Regions from separate parts of the Mus musculus genome. Here region 1 is linked to region 2. Evidence: chromatin loops called from intact Hi-C (ENCODE). Cell type or tissue: left cerebral cortex. All regions are shown on one strand. Each heading gives the region's core, and the rest is flanking DNA. Links, peaks and the distances in the headings are about the cores only. Region 1 holds the start of 4930556C24Rik (RIKEN cDNA 4930556C24 gene). Region 2 has its middle 180 kb from the start of Gm32357.

The links. Hi-C counts contacts between places; a loop is a spot of excess contacts. Peaks named below come from ENCODE experiments on the same cell type or tissue, not always from the same donor. Only the 100,000 strongest peaks of a DNase experiment are listed, where the experiment ranks them.
Region 1: it touches region 2 in a loop (14-fold over the local background); 6 of 42 quality-filtered maps call a loop at or near these places.

Annotation. Positions count from the first base shown.
Region 1 is chr16:85,817,482-85,825,156 of GRCm38, reverse strand. 4930556C24Rik (RIKEN cDNA 4930556C24 gene) reads right to left here and starts at 5,946. Exons shown (of 4, transcript NR_040506.1): 1 at 5,850-5,946. In left cerebral cortex, for the core only: a CTCF peak has its summit at 4,878 (motif pointing left); no DNase peak of the experiment used is centred there.
Region 2 is chr16:86,415,331-86,423,005 of GRCm38, reverse strand. No RefSeq gene overlaps it. Among named protein-coding and RNA genes, the nearest start is that of Gm32357, 180 kb to the right of the region's middle. In left cerebral cortex, for the core only: a CTCF peak has its summit at 3,357 (motif pointing right); a DNase peak (open chromatin) is centred at 3,355.

The DNA of each region.
Region 1 (7,675 bases), core at 3,363-5,862, 600 kb after region 2:
ACTAAGTGCCTACCTCAAAAGTTAAAGAGATCTAATGTTAACAACTCAATGATATGCTTGAATGTGCTAGATAATAGAGAACAAATAACACCAAAAATAAAGTAGATAGGAAGAAATAAACAGATCTGAGATCAATGAACTAGAAACAAAAAAATACACCTGTATATGAGATATATATATATATGTATATATACACATATGGGAAAATATTCAAAACAAAAACAAATCCAGGATCAAATTGGTTCTGTTCAGAATTCTACCAGAGTTTCAAAGAAAAAACAATGTATAACTCCTCAAATTAATCCAAAAAATAGAAATAAAAGAAACATTTCCAAATAATTTTGTATGGTGCCACAATTACCTTGACACTGAAACTGTGAAAAGACTCAAAAAATATACATAAAGTAATACCTCTCATGGAAATAGATGCAAAAGTTCCCAATCTTTCCAAACCAAATTCAACATTGCATCAAAATATTATTCACCATGGTTAAGTTAGCTTCATTCTAGAAATGTAGGGATGGTTCAACATATGTAAATCAATCAATGTAATCCACCATATAGACAGAATAAAAGACTATAGATGTAAAAGATAATATATTATCTTTTTATAATTACATAATTATTATATATTATAATTAATATAATTATACTATTTAGTTATAATTATTTATAATGATATATAATTAAATATAATTATTTAGTAATAATATAAATTAATATCATATAATTAAATGATTTATATAATTATATAATTAATATAAGTGTAATTGATAATTATATAATATATTATATAATAAAAGATAAAATCCTATAAAAATCTACTACCATAGAAGCTTCCTAAGCTATATACGTATATGAAAGTAATTTAAACGGACTTTTTCTATAACGGAGAAAACAATGACCAGACTAGTTATCTTATGCTAATGAATAGAAATTCCAATACCAGGAATGGGTTACATCCTGTTGATTCATTGGCCAAATGAGCCCCTACAATCGCCACTTGTCTGTAGGATATACTGGTGTAATAGTGGCACAAATGTTATGTGAGTGACCAACACTTTGTTAGTGGACTTAAGGCCCACTTCATGAGATGCAACTTATACCGGACACTGCCAAAATGGCCAAGAACCTGAAACTAGATAGATCACAGAACCTAGGGGTGATCTATCTCAACCCTAACTAAGAAGCTATTTGCAACTGATGCAGGCTCTGAAAGGGAAAATCAGTATTCTTCAATAGAGTTGCACTGAGTCATTCCAGGGCAGCCACACTCCAGGGGAAGCCCCAAGATCAGGAGTAGCTGGTTCACATAAAATGGATCTATGGGTTTTTGTGATTTTTTGGTTGGTTCAGCATTTTTCTTCTTATTTCCTTTATTTGTTTCTTTTCGAGGGGTAGAGAATATGAAGTTGGGTAAAAGGAAGATGGGGAATATTCGGGGAGAGCTGGGCAAAAAGAAAGCAGGAAAGCATATGATCAAAATATATGAGGAAAAAATGAAATCCAATAAATACAAAATGTCAACAAGAAAGATAGAAGTGATGGTGAATGCTTATGATCCCTGCTGTGGGATAGTGTAGAGGAGGAAACAGGTAGATTTCTGGGACTCACTGACTGGCCCGCCTCACCTAATTGGCAAGCTTATGGCTAGTGAAAGAGCTTGTCTCAAAAAAGGAAGGAAGGAAGGAAGGAAGGAAGGAAGGAAGGAAGGAAGGAAGGAAGAAAGAAAGAAAGAAAGAAAGAAAGAAAGAAAGAAAGAAAGAAAGAAAGAAAGAAAGAAAGAGAGGGGGTGAGGGAGGGAGGGAGGGAGGAAGGAAGGAAATAAGAGAAAAAGAAAAAGAAAGGTGAATAGAACCTGAGATTGACCTGTGACCTACTATCTCTATTAATCTTGAATGTAGAGATTGTTGGCAAATGTGGTACATCACATGAAACCACCCATACACGAATAAAAAGCATGCAAATGTACACACACCTACACATACACACACACTGAATATATGTTAAAACATTCTAATTACAAACACACCAGAAATATCCGTATTGATTAGACATTATAGAGTTTCAAGATTCTCTAGGACCATTGACCTTGAGTTGCGTAAAGAATTAATGCTGATGAGCAAACAAGTCTCAGGTTCCTATAAACTTTCTATTGACTCAACCTCTGATCTCCACTAGAAACACTACAAAGCTACAGATGCTCTTACGGCTGTGGAATTTTTTTTGTGCTATAACACTTAATATGACAATTCCTGAGCTAGTCCAACAGAAATAATTTAAGGAAAGGGGTGAAGTAAAGCAGACCAAGGATGTCTGAAATGATATACTGCATTTGCTGACAATCTCGGCATCCATGACTGCTAGAAATGATAGAAATGCTGAGCAAGCAACCACAGAACGGCCAGGCTTTTGCAACTAGGATAGAGTCAAAGGGAGGGTATGTCACAGCATGGAAACGTGGTCTCATTAACACTTGTAACAAAAAACAGCAACAATCATGTGTGGGAGAAGACAGACATTTGATATCATCCTTTCTGAACTTATCTTCAGCGGTTAGCAGAGGCAGATGATGTCGGGTCCTCTTGCCCAGATGGTCTTTGCAAACTTATCTATGACATGAACCTTCCCAGTGACTTCAGCTGTGTATGACTAAGTGCAGTAGTGAGGGCAGCTGAGAGTCTGGCATCAAAGGAGTCTTCCACACAGAGAAGAAATGACAGGGAAGAAAAGCAAGCCTCCTCCTGCTTACAAATGCTGCTTTTGTGAAGTTACAATATAGTTACAACATCTTTTTCCTTTCCTTTATCCCCTCTAAGTAGTCTCTCTAACAACGACCTACTAGCACACTCTGAAACAGTCTTGTGTATACTCCCACAATAGAACATGAAGTACAGGAGAAGTCCATCTTCCAGGATGTTTGTCAAAAGACATCAAGTCCTTACTAGGCATGAAATACATCTTCATCTTAATTTTCAACTTTCTGTCTTACAGAAATAGATTTCTCTTATATATAAAATAATCCATTAATGGTATGTTTATTATAGTTGCTTGAAGAAACTAAGAAAACCGGACCATGACAATTACCCACTTTTCATTGCTTTCTGGATGCTAGCAATAATTTTACTTTGTTACATCAGATTTGATCTAGGACATCTTTATTAGTTCGTGTATGTCATCAGTAAATGGTAACTCATTGAAAAGAAGCTTCTAATGAGACTTCCCAATGTTCTGAAAGGAGAAATGTAAGTTGAACCATGGACCATAATTTTTATTTCCTTATGTGATTTTTAGCTATGGGCAGTGAGTGAGTGAGTGTGTGTGTGTGTGTGTGTGTGTGTGTGTGTGTGTGTGTCTTTATAGTGATGTAGTGATGCTAAGAAATTCAGGAAGAACTCTGTCTCTTGCTATGCATTATGTGACCCACCTGCGATGGGGAAGATTATGTAATGTCACTTCTCATAAGAAATATGAATGTTCCATGAATGGTTCCCATTTTTCTTTCTTTCTTCCCATGCCATGGTCACTGGGGATAGCATAGCAAAACTATATAGCTTCTAAAATTCATTTGCTGAGTGTGTTTGCTGGTTTCCTTAAAACTAGGATAATGTTTATGTCTCTATTTTTTTTTGTATTTAAGTTATTTGTAGCTACTAATCACATTCTGAAATATATACATTTTTGTGTATTTGCTTATTGACTCCTCCCATTTGAATGAAAAAAGTAGAACCAAGTGAAGAGGGAAAGAAAGAAAGAAGTCGCATGTGTAATCATGTATATGCATGTGTAATGCACATATTCTTTCTATACTTACTTACTTTATTTATATCCTGACCACAGCTTCCCCTCCTTCCTCTCCTCCCAGTACTTTCCCCCCTGTTCTGGCTGGTTTTGTGTATCAACTTGACACAAGCTGGAGTTATCACAAAGAAAGGAGCCTCCCTTGAGGAAATGCCTCCATGAGATCCAGCTGTAAGGCATTTTCTCAATTAGTGATCAAGGGTGGGAGGGCCCATTGTGGGTGGTGACGTCCCTGGGCTGGTCATCTTGGCTTCTATAAGAAAGCAAGCCAGTAAGTAACATCCCACCATGGCCTCTGCATCAGCTCCTGCTTCCTGACCTGTTTGAGTTCCAGTCCTGACTTCCCTTGGTGATGAACAGCAGTATGGAAGTGTAAGCCGAATAAACCCTTTCCTCCCCAACTTGCTTCTTGGTCGTGATGTTTGTGCAAGAATAGAAACCCTGATTAAGTCACCCTCTATCTCTCCTCCCCCATCTACTCACCCTCCCTTTTTTCTTCAGAAAAGGGGAGACCTCCCAAGGATATCAACCAGCCATGACACATTCTTAATGTACCTATACGATGGCAAGTTTAATTACACAGAAGTTATAATTTCATACATATACATATATACAGTTAATACATAAAATTGATCTAACATAGTATAAATATGTATGTGTCCAATGAGACATTTTTATTAGCATTTCCTATAATCCTGAGACATAAAGTGGTATGCGTTTGCATTCAGATAATAGTATCTGTTTTATCAAAATCCAAGATAAAAATTTTGTTAGTACTATTTGGTAATGGGTGAGGTTTCTGATGAATCTTTTAAATTATGTACATGTACTAGTCATGTAAGCTAGAAGTTGTCACACTAACTATACACAAATTAATTTCCAAGGCTTTGTGTTGAGTTGAAATAGAAGCTAGGGTCTAGGACAGCTGCTGTTTAATGTTTAAAAGTTTGCTGAGAAGACAAATTAAAGTTTTTGAAATTAGGAAGTAAAAAAGGCCAGCAACTGATCCGAATGCTTTTCTCCCTCACTAAACTTTCCTAAGAGTCACATAATAACTGTTTTTTAGTGCCACCTTTTGGGTGGTCTTGTTATTACATAACAGCGAAATTGAGAACTGGAAATCTGGTCTCTGTATGTATGTGCATGCTTGAGAGAGTATTTCATGTGGTTGTTGATGTTGTTGTTGTTGCTGATGCTGTTGTTGTTGTTATTTATTCACTTTACAAGCCACTCACTGTTCCCCTCGTGGTCACCTGCTCCCATAATCCACACCCCCATCTCCTTCTCCACTGAGGAGGTGGGGGTCTCCCTAGGTATGCCCCCATACTAAGTCTCCATGAGGCTAGACATATCCTCTCCTACTGAGGCCAGACAAGGCAGCACAACTAGAAGAACATAACCCTCGTACAGACAACAGCTTTTGGGACAGTTAATTAGGACCCACATGCTACATATGTGCAGGAGGCCTACGTCTACCTCTTGCAATTTCTTTGGTTGGTGGTTCAGTCTCTGAGAGCCTCAAGGATCCAGGTAAGTTGACTCTGTTGGTCTTCCTGTGGAATTCCTACCCCCTTAGAGGCTTAAATCCTGCTTCTGTTTCTTCCACAAGAGTCCCCAAGCTCCATCCACTGTTTGGCCGTGGATATCTGCATCTGTCTGAATTAGCTAAGTACATTCTTCACATTAACTGTATAATTTTTTTTGTACCTGTATGGACTCTGTTCACTTCCATTCTCCAGTAGCATGGAGTGAAATCTCCTTACATGTGTTTTTGAGTCATGTGATTCATCATCTGTCTATCCCATTTCCTTGTCCAGCAACAGCAACCCAGGCATTCATACTCATCTAAACAAGTTTTCAAACTATTTCATCTCCTTTTTGTTTAGTTAATTTCAAGGTCAGGGAGCAACTATGGCTGTGTAGAGGACAAGTGTCACTGTTTTGACCGTGAGAAAAATTTGAAAAGCTTCCTAACCCTTCAGGTTTGTCAATGGAGAAATAAAACCTGAGATAAGTCTTAAAATTCTAATTCTGGAAATTGTGCTCACCTATGCCAGAGAAGGTGCATCTGGCTAACATTCATGGTGAGCTATGCTAGAGAAGTAATTGTAACTGACATCCCTGTTGACCTATGCCAGAGGAACTGCCTGTAACTGACATCCCTGTTGACCTATGCCAGAGGAACTGCCTGTAACTGACATCCCTGCTGACCTATGCCAGAGGAACTGCCTGTAACTGACATTCCTCTTCACCTATGCCAGAGGAGGTGCCTGTCACCTACACTTTAATATAAAATGAGCTGATGCAGGTGAGGTGAGATACCTGCTTCCCAAATTTTATAGCACAGTAACAGAACTGTCCGTCACATCTACTATATCAAAATTGACAAGGATGACGGTCTGACCACAAACTAAGATTTCTCTGCTTAAGGTTATATAACTCGGAACAATGATTGACTGGGGTGTGACACTTGTCATAGTGTATCAATCACTCATTAGAATCTAGGTGGCATATTACTCACTCATCTTAGTTCTCAAGGTTCTGTTCCCATCACTAAAAATAAGAAACCAAGAAGCAAAATATAAATCAAAGAAAGAAAAGTGAAATAATTTTATTTAAGTCAATAAACACAGCATCTATTTATAATTTTTGAGTCTCCCTTTTGTAGTAAAACTCCAAACATCATGGAAGTAATCACGTTCTGATTGGATTTAAGTCCTGTTGCACAAGATGAAACCCATACATAGATAGCACCATTACCCAATGAAGAGTCTGTGGCTAGACCAGACACAGGCCCTATAGGAGAGCCTACCCATTATTCTAAATGGGTGTTGTATTGCACTCCCAGTGACTTATTATCCATCATTCAACCCACATGAGAGAAGCCACAGGAGAACCTACTACCATTCTTCTAAATCACCAGTGACGAGACTCCCGGTGACTTATCATCTATCACTCAACCCACAACAGAGAAGCATTGTTTGCAGTATACGATGATCAACACAGAAATCTACAATGTGCCTAAGTTCAGAGAACAAAAATACTATGGAGTTCTCAGTACTAAATGAAACATCTGTCCCCGATCCTCTTCTCTCAAGGCTCAAGGATAACTGTGGAAGGAGGGATGGAAATAGTGTAGGTAACTAGAGATGATGGGTGACTATGAGGAATTGGTGTTTTCTGAACACAGCATATGAACTCACCGCAGTTTTGATGGCATGTGCAAGACCTGTGCAAGTTCAAGCTAGACCAAACCCCAACATGGAAAGAAGAGATGGACATCAAGCCCCAGCCTTTACCAAGAAGGTATTTGCAATTGTTAGCTGCTAGAAGATAGGAAGCCATTTCTCTCTAAGAGTATAACCCCTGATAAGCCTACCAGAGTTCAGTGGAAGGCTACATGGCCAAAAATTTATGCACAACACAAACCAGACTTTGTGGCTTAAAAAAAAAATGAATAAAAAGAGTGCAATAGAGGCATGTGTCCCTGGTGGGAACTAACAGTCTAATGGGACTGCAGGCCCATTCAACAAGATGGAAACTGTGCCTAGTACTGGAAACTTAGCCAGTTATCCAGGGCTCCTGAGGTTATAGCTCTTGGAGGAAAACCTGCCTCTACCACTTTACTGTTCCAGCATGTTCTCTAACTACATTCTCAAGATGTGTCTTTATACTCACAGATAAGTGTAGCTGTCACCTCTCTATGAGAAAGCTTCCCTTTGTTAAAGACAAAGACTACTACAGAAAACCAAAGCCAATCAAAATGCATAGTTGTAGACCCCAGGAAAACTGACACATTTATACTACAACTACTGCTAGGGATCAGAGCAGAAGAGAGTGCAGAAAGATTGCAACAGCAAGAAGAAAATGGCAT
Region 2 (7,675 bases), core at 2,403-4,902:
CACACACACACACTCACACACACACACACACACACACACACACACACACACACACAAGAATCCAGGGAAGGACCAAGGTTGTGAAAAGAGCATTTTAGAAAGAAAAAATAGATAGTCTATTAGTGTTGTGTGCAGCTAGTATGTCATGTGAGAGAACAGCTGAAAATTGGCCACTGGATTTAGACATACATAAAAGTCATTGGTACCTTAAGGAAAACCATGGGAACTGACATAATATGGTGGTCTTAGAAGCCCTTTAAAGTTGGCCATGGAACCATTTAAGGGATAAGGATTTGTATGTGGTAGGAAAAAGGATATATGTAGAGCAGACAGTACTGAAAAGAATGTATGCTCAAGAGGGGGGATTTAGTTTAGTTTTGTTATAAATATTAGAAATTGGCATATTTTTAAACATTGATGAAAATAGACCTCAGTAAGACAGAACTTAGGAGTTTACAAGAGAGAGAGAGAGAGAGAGAGAGAGAGAGAGAGAGAGAGAGAGAGAGAGAGAGAGAGAGAGAGAGAAAGTGAAGGAACTTGAGACCTGGAAAAGGTTTTATCAATGGAGGCATAGAGGTAAAGCAGACAGAATGGGTGCAGGTATGTGAAGGACATTTAGGGAAACCTCACTAATGTTTCTGCTTTAGTTCACATGGCATAAAATAACCCAGGACTATTTCCTAAGTTGTAAGTTAAAAAAAAAAAAAAGGATAAAGGTAACATAGTACTTATGTTCATTTATTTCCTAAAATCCATCAAATTGTTTCTGAGTTTTAATTCTGTTATGGCAGAAAACAATTTTTTTTAACAATCATTCCATTTATTTATCTATCAACTGATATCCCACTTCCTGGATACCCCCTCCACCAACCTCCCATTTCATGATATTCCAGTTTCTGGTTACCGCTCTACCAACCCCTCATCCCACATTTGACCTTCTCCCTCCCCTTTGCCTATATGAGAGTGCTCCCCCACCAACCCATACTCTTCTGCCCCACTGTTCCAGCATCACCCTACTCTGGGGGATCAAACCTCACCTGGACCAATGGCAACCGCTCTCATTGCTGTCAGGCAAGGCCATCCTCTGCTACAAGTATATATGGAGCCATGGATCCCACCAGGTACACTTATTGATTGGTAGTCTAGTCTCTGGGAGAACTGGGTGGTCATGCCAGCCTATGCTGTTCTTCCAATTGGTTTGCAACCCCCATCCACTCTTCCAGTCCTCTGCCAGCTCCCTCACCAGGTTACCTGAGCTCAGCCTGATGGTTGGCTACAAGCAACCAGATCTGCCTTGGTCAGTTGCTGGCAGGACCTTCCAAGGAACCATTTCCAGTAAATTGGCACGACCCCTGGTCCACAGATGGGGCCACCCATCTCAAATTTTTTGTTTGTTTGTTTGTTTGTTTGTTTGTTTTTGAGACAGGGTTTCTCTGTGCAGCCCTGGCTGTCCTGGAACTCACTCTGTAGACCAGGCTGGCCTCTCACTCTGAAATCTGCCTGCCTCTACCTCCCGAGTGCTAGGATTAAAGGCATGTGCCACCATGCCTGCTCCATCTCAAATTTTTTAAGCAGGAAATGTTCCCATCCAAAAGAAGAACAGGGACAAAAAAAAAAAAAAAAAAAAAAGGAATAGAGACTGGAAGAAGGACCAACCATGGAATGCCCACCTGGGGATCCATCATGTTTGCAGACACCAAATCCAAAACTGTTGCGGTGGTTAAGAGAAAACATTGTTTTACATGTTGTTTCCTTTTCTGAGAATGATTGGATATCAATTTTACTAAAAAAGAATGAGTATGAATATGAAGTTTTTCTATGTAGACAATAGTGAAGAGACAGTTTTGTTATACTCTTCTCTGATTATACTACTTGATGTTAGTGGCAGTATTCTGTCATTTTCAAAGGGAGCAAGTGGTAATATCCTTGAGCAAATGAATGTGTTTCATTTTGATCATCTTACCAGGGTTTTTAGTCAAGCTCCTAAAAGTTCAAACATCAAAATTCTTTCTTTCAAATGCTTGTTCTGTGACAAGGAAGTTCATAGGAAGTTCATAGCTTATTAAGTGCTTTGGAGCAGACCTTTAAAAACCTTTATCATTTCCAAATGACATCATAACCAAGGCTCTGTTTTAAAATAATTATAATGTTTGTTAATTCATTTTGTCACACAAGTACAGAACTTAAGTTGTGTCATAGACGTTCCATTGATGTGAAGAGATAATATGACTATGGCAACTCTTTTAAAGAAAAAAACATTTAAGTGGTGATGGCTTAAAGTTTCAGAGGTTTAGACCATTATCAGCACAGTCAGAAGGATGGCAACATCGGGCAGACATGGGGCTGGAGAAGGAGTTGAGAGTTCTACATCTTTATCTGCAGGCAGCAGCAGGGGACTGTCTGCCCCATTGGGCATAGCTTGAGCATAGGAAACCTCGAAGCTTACCCTCACAGTGAACATACTTCCTCCAGCAACCATAGGCCATACTCCTAATAGTGGCACTCCCTATGGGCCAAGCATTTAAACAAATGAGTCTCTGAGAGTTGTACCTAGTCTGACCAGCACACATATCTCAGCAAACAGTGTAAACATGACTCACATTAATATTATTAAGTTAAAGCACAAAAGACATCGTGTTACTCAGAACCACAGATCATGGATTAGATTGAGATAGAATGTCAGTTGCCATATGCATTTTGAAAACATAAAAGAAATGGTGAACACCTTGTTGACCATCGGTTTAAGGATTTGATATGAGGCCATGCATTAGTAATTCTGCTTAAGTGAAAAAAAAAAAAAGTATAGTAAGTGTGATCATAAAAATAAAAGTATTTTTAAATTCAAAATTTATGAAAATGGAAGGTCTTTAGATTTTCATAGCAAAACAGTATATGATATATAATTAATTATATGAATAAATATATTTACAACAACAACCAACAAAGAAATGTAGTGTTTTCTCTTAAAAAAATCCCAGTACTCAGGTTCTATAGGACGAAACCTCTGTGTTTTCATTTTCTTTTCTTTTGTTATTAGATATTTTCTTTAGTTCCTTATAACCTCCCTTTATTTCCCTATATTCCCCCCTCTCTGCTCCCCTACCCACCCACTCCCACTTCTTGGCCCTGGCGTTCCCCTGTACTGGGGCATATAAAGTTTGCAAGACCAAGGGGCCTCTCTTCCCAATGATGGCCGACTAGGCCATCTTCTCCTACATATGCAGCTAGAGACAGGAGCTCTGGGGGTACTGGTTAGTTCATATTGTTGTTCCACCTATAGGGTTGCTAAAGCAGTGCTTCAAGAAAGCACCTCTCCGTCTTCTATCCTGGTATGTTGTTGACAAGGTGGCCACCAGGGGGAAACCTTGGACTATAAACGTCCATGAGTCCTTAACTTAAAATCACAGCACAATTTATTACAAATTAAATATCTAACACGTCATTTCAAACCTCGTTCAAACATTTGAGATATGATTTGAACAGAGTTTAAGTTCTGTATGAAAAATACTTTTTCTTGATTTCACAGTAATCCCATATTAATACAAATCAACGAATAACTGCACGTGTGCGCATTTGTTAGTATGAATGTGCAAAGCTATGTGTGGGTGCATGCAGCTATGTAGGAGTGTCCATGAGCTTCTGAGCTTTAGGGGGCCAGGTGAAAACATTAGACATCTTCTCAATGTCTCTCTATCCAATTTTTTAGACAGGGCTTCTCACTGAACCTGAGGTTTGTCAATTCAGCTTGACAGATTGGCTAGGAAGCCACGGACATTTGGTTGTCTACACAACCTACGTTCTGTGCTTAAAGGGATATTTTCTGCATTAAATTAATGTTCCTTTTTATACTCAGATGTTATATAGTGGAGAAAGATGATCTATGTTTATACTAACAGGTTAATTTCACACCAAATTTCTCCACTATTTCAGAGGTTCTGCAGCAAGGTGAATCACACGTTGGAACCTATGCCTCACACATTTTCTTGCATTAATCATCTAATTCCTTCCGTGGCTTCAAGTCAAATTGCACTAGGTAACAACTTCCCATAAGAAGACATTTGGGGCATGTCTCTTTGCTATGACTAAGACTATGAAAACTCAGCATGTTCCCATGATCTAATACATCCTTATTTGGTACCTTAACAACACTTTAAAGGAATCCTTTTCCATGTTTCTCACAAGGTAAAGGAAACTATGATGCCTAGAATACTTACTTCTGCAGTGCACAGAGGGATGGCTACAGAAGATGACTCAGGTGTTGGAAACTGCAGCTGAACTTTCAAGTGATGCTTGCAATGGTAGGGAGTAGGCCTAGTTCCAGTGTAAACCAATTCGAATCAAAACATTCTAAAACCAAGATATGTTCTCTTGAGTACAATTAGGCATAACTGCTTATATAAGAAGGGTTTGTCTGTAAAAAATTTTTTTTTTTTTTGCTTTGTTTAATGGTCGCTGTTCTCAGGCCTTGAAAGTGAGGTTAGCATAAGATGTAACATTCAAGTAGTTCCAAAATCTCAAGCCAGTTAGCAAGAGACAAGATGGAGTTTGACCACTTACCTTTCCCCACTAAGATCAGGAGTGAACTTGGGCACTGAACCACAGATCATGGTTCTAGTGCATTGCCAACTGCCATTTCAATGGTAAATAGGGAAGCTACAAGGACTTCAGGGCCCATTGCCCACTGCTAATAACGGTCAGCATGCTGTAACAATCTCTTGGACCACAGTATATTGAGGCAGGGCAGTCATACTTAAAAAACAAAACAAAACAAATGAACAGAAAGCTCAGCATTTCTTCAAAGTAGGAAACATAGAGATTGCATGAGTCCAGAAGACTCATCCCAAGATATATAGCCAAAGTCCATAAGCATACAACCCCACAGGAACTTTATGTGTGTGCCTGTAATTTCATGTATGTGAGATGGATAAAGTATTTCTAGGGAAGCTGCTTTTATCTACCAATAAATAATAAAATCCTTTATGTTTATAAGATAGAATATTTTGCAGCATTAAAAGTAAATGAATAGTAATTCATACTATGTCCTAGATAAGTCTTGAGAAACTTTCACTTTAAAGAATCCATTCAAATTACTTTTAGTGTCTTCTACTTTTGTATAAAATCTCCAGAAGAGGGAAATCCTAGAGATGGGGATGGATTAAGGTTGCCTCTGGCTTGAAAGAAGGAAAGGGGGAAGGGCAGTGGGGAGTTTCTTTTGAAGGTGAAAAAAAATTACTCAGAAACTAGATAATGGTAATGTCTGTAGTCTGCCCACACAAAGGTAGTCATGATGAATTATACACATTAAACATAGGAATGGCTTTGTGTATTACAATACCCCTATACAATTATTTCTAAAAGGGAAGTCTGAGCTGGTTGTTTCTCACCTTTTCAAGCTCAGGGTTTAACCTAAATACATGAATATTTACTATTAAACTTATTTTCCTCTTTATCACTGAAAATTGGTAGCTTTCTCTTTCCTTGCCCATTCTTATGTCTGTAGGGTTATCTGTTCTTTTCCTTCATATAGGAATATATATGAAGGAAATATAGTCCCTTTCCTTGCTATCTTCTGCCCTTTCCTCTTTCTCCCTGTTCCCTTTTGATGTGCTGAAAACTTATTTCTCTGACCACTCAGAACCTGTCCCTAGGCTTTTGTCACCTAGTAACCTGGAGTTGATATAGTTTTCCTTTTAGTTCATTATTTCTGCGTTCAAAACTTCTCTTTAATTCCGTGTAGAGAGGCTTTACTGTCACACTATCAGGTGTTGCTAATTCAGTACCCGTGATTCTGTGGCTAAGCACCATGTTTGAGCTTCCCAACAATGTGATTTATGGATTGCTGAAAGTCTTGCTTGTTCTGAATGCTCAGGACTTTCTTTCTACAAGAGTAGAAAGAAAGAACACACTGATCACTGGCGACTTTCACAATGGTCACATGCACACCTCACTATAAGGAATGGGTATCCAAAAGCTAGAAGTGCCCATCAGCCACTTGGAACATGGCTCCTCTGAAATGAAATGCTGTTTTTGTGAAATTCACGTAAGACTCCAACATAAAAGTACTGTAAATTATCATGTTAATGTTATTCTGAATATATATTGAAATGATTATATTTATCTAATCTGACAAAAATTATATCAATAAGAATTGATGGTTCCAGGATTCTGCCTAGAGTAGTCTGCACAGATGAGAGTGTGGACTACAGAAGCTAACAGCTTCTGTGAAAGGCCAAAACAACACAGCTTCTGGGACAGGTCCTGTTTTGGGCCTTCATATTCGGCCAGGAGGGAGGTCCGAATGCCAGATATCTGTGCACCTTCCCTGTAAGAGGAGAGCGTGCCTGCAGAGAGTGCTCTGACCACTGAAACTCAGAGGAAAGATATAGTCTCCCAGGTCTGCTGATAGAGGCTAACAGAATCACCTGAGGAATAAGCTCTAACCAGAGACAACTAAATCAACGAACTCCAGAGATTACCAGATGGTGAAAGGTAAACATAAGAACCTTACTAACAGAAACCAAGACCACCACTCACCATCATTAGAACCCAGCACTCCCACCTTGCCCAGTCCAGGGCACCCCAACACACCCGAAAAGCTAGACCTGGATTGAAGAGCATATCTCATGATGATGGTAGAGTACATCAAGAAGGACTTTAATAACTCACTCAAAGAAATACAGGAGAACACTGCTAAACAGGTAGAAGACCTTAAAGAGGAAGCACAAAAATCCTTAAAGAATTGCAGGAAAACATGAGCAAACAGGTGATGGAATTGAATAAAACCATCCAAGACCTAAAAAGGGAAGTAGACACAATAAGAAAACCCAAAATGAGGCAACACTGGAGACAGAAACCCTAGGAAAGAAATCTGGAACCATAGATGCGAGCATCAACAACAGAATACCAGAGATGGAAGAGAGAATCTCAGGTGCAGAAGATTCCATGGACATCAGCACAACAATTAAAGAAAATGGAAAATGCAAAAAGATCCTAACTCAAAACATCCAGGAAATACAGGACACAATGAAAAGATCAAACCTACGGTTAATAGGAGTAGATGAGAATGAAGATTTTCAACTCAAAGGACAACAAATATCTTCAACAAAATTATAGAAGAAAATTTCCCAAACCTAAATAAAGAGATGCCCATGAACATACAAGAAGCCTACAGAACTCCAAATAGACTGGACCAGAAAAGAAATTCCTCCCGACACATAATAATCAGAACAACAAATGCATTAAATAAAGATAGAATATTAAAAGGAGTAGGGAAAAAGGTCAAGTAACATATAATGGCAAGCCTATCAGAATTAGACCAGATTGTTCACTAGAGACTATGAAAGCCAGAAGAGCCTGGACAGATGTTATACTAAGAGAACACAAATGCCAACCCAGGCTACTATACCCAGCCAAACTTTCAATTACCTTAGATGGAGAAACAAAAGTATTCCACCACAGATTCAAATTCACACATTATCTTTCCCTGAATCCTGCCCTTCAAAGGATAATAACAAAAAAAAAAAAAAAATACCACGTCCTAGAAAAAGCAAGAAGGTAATCCCTCAATAAACCTAAAAGAAGACAGCCACAAGAACAGAATGCCAACTTTAACAACAAAAATAATAGGAAGCAACAATTACTTTTCCTTAATATCACTTAATATCAATGGACTCAA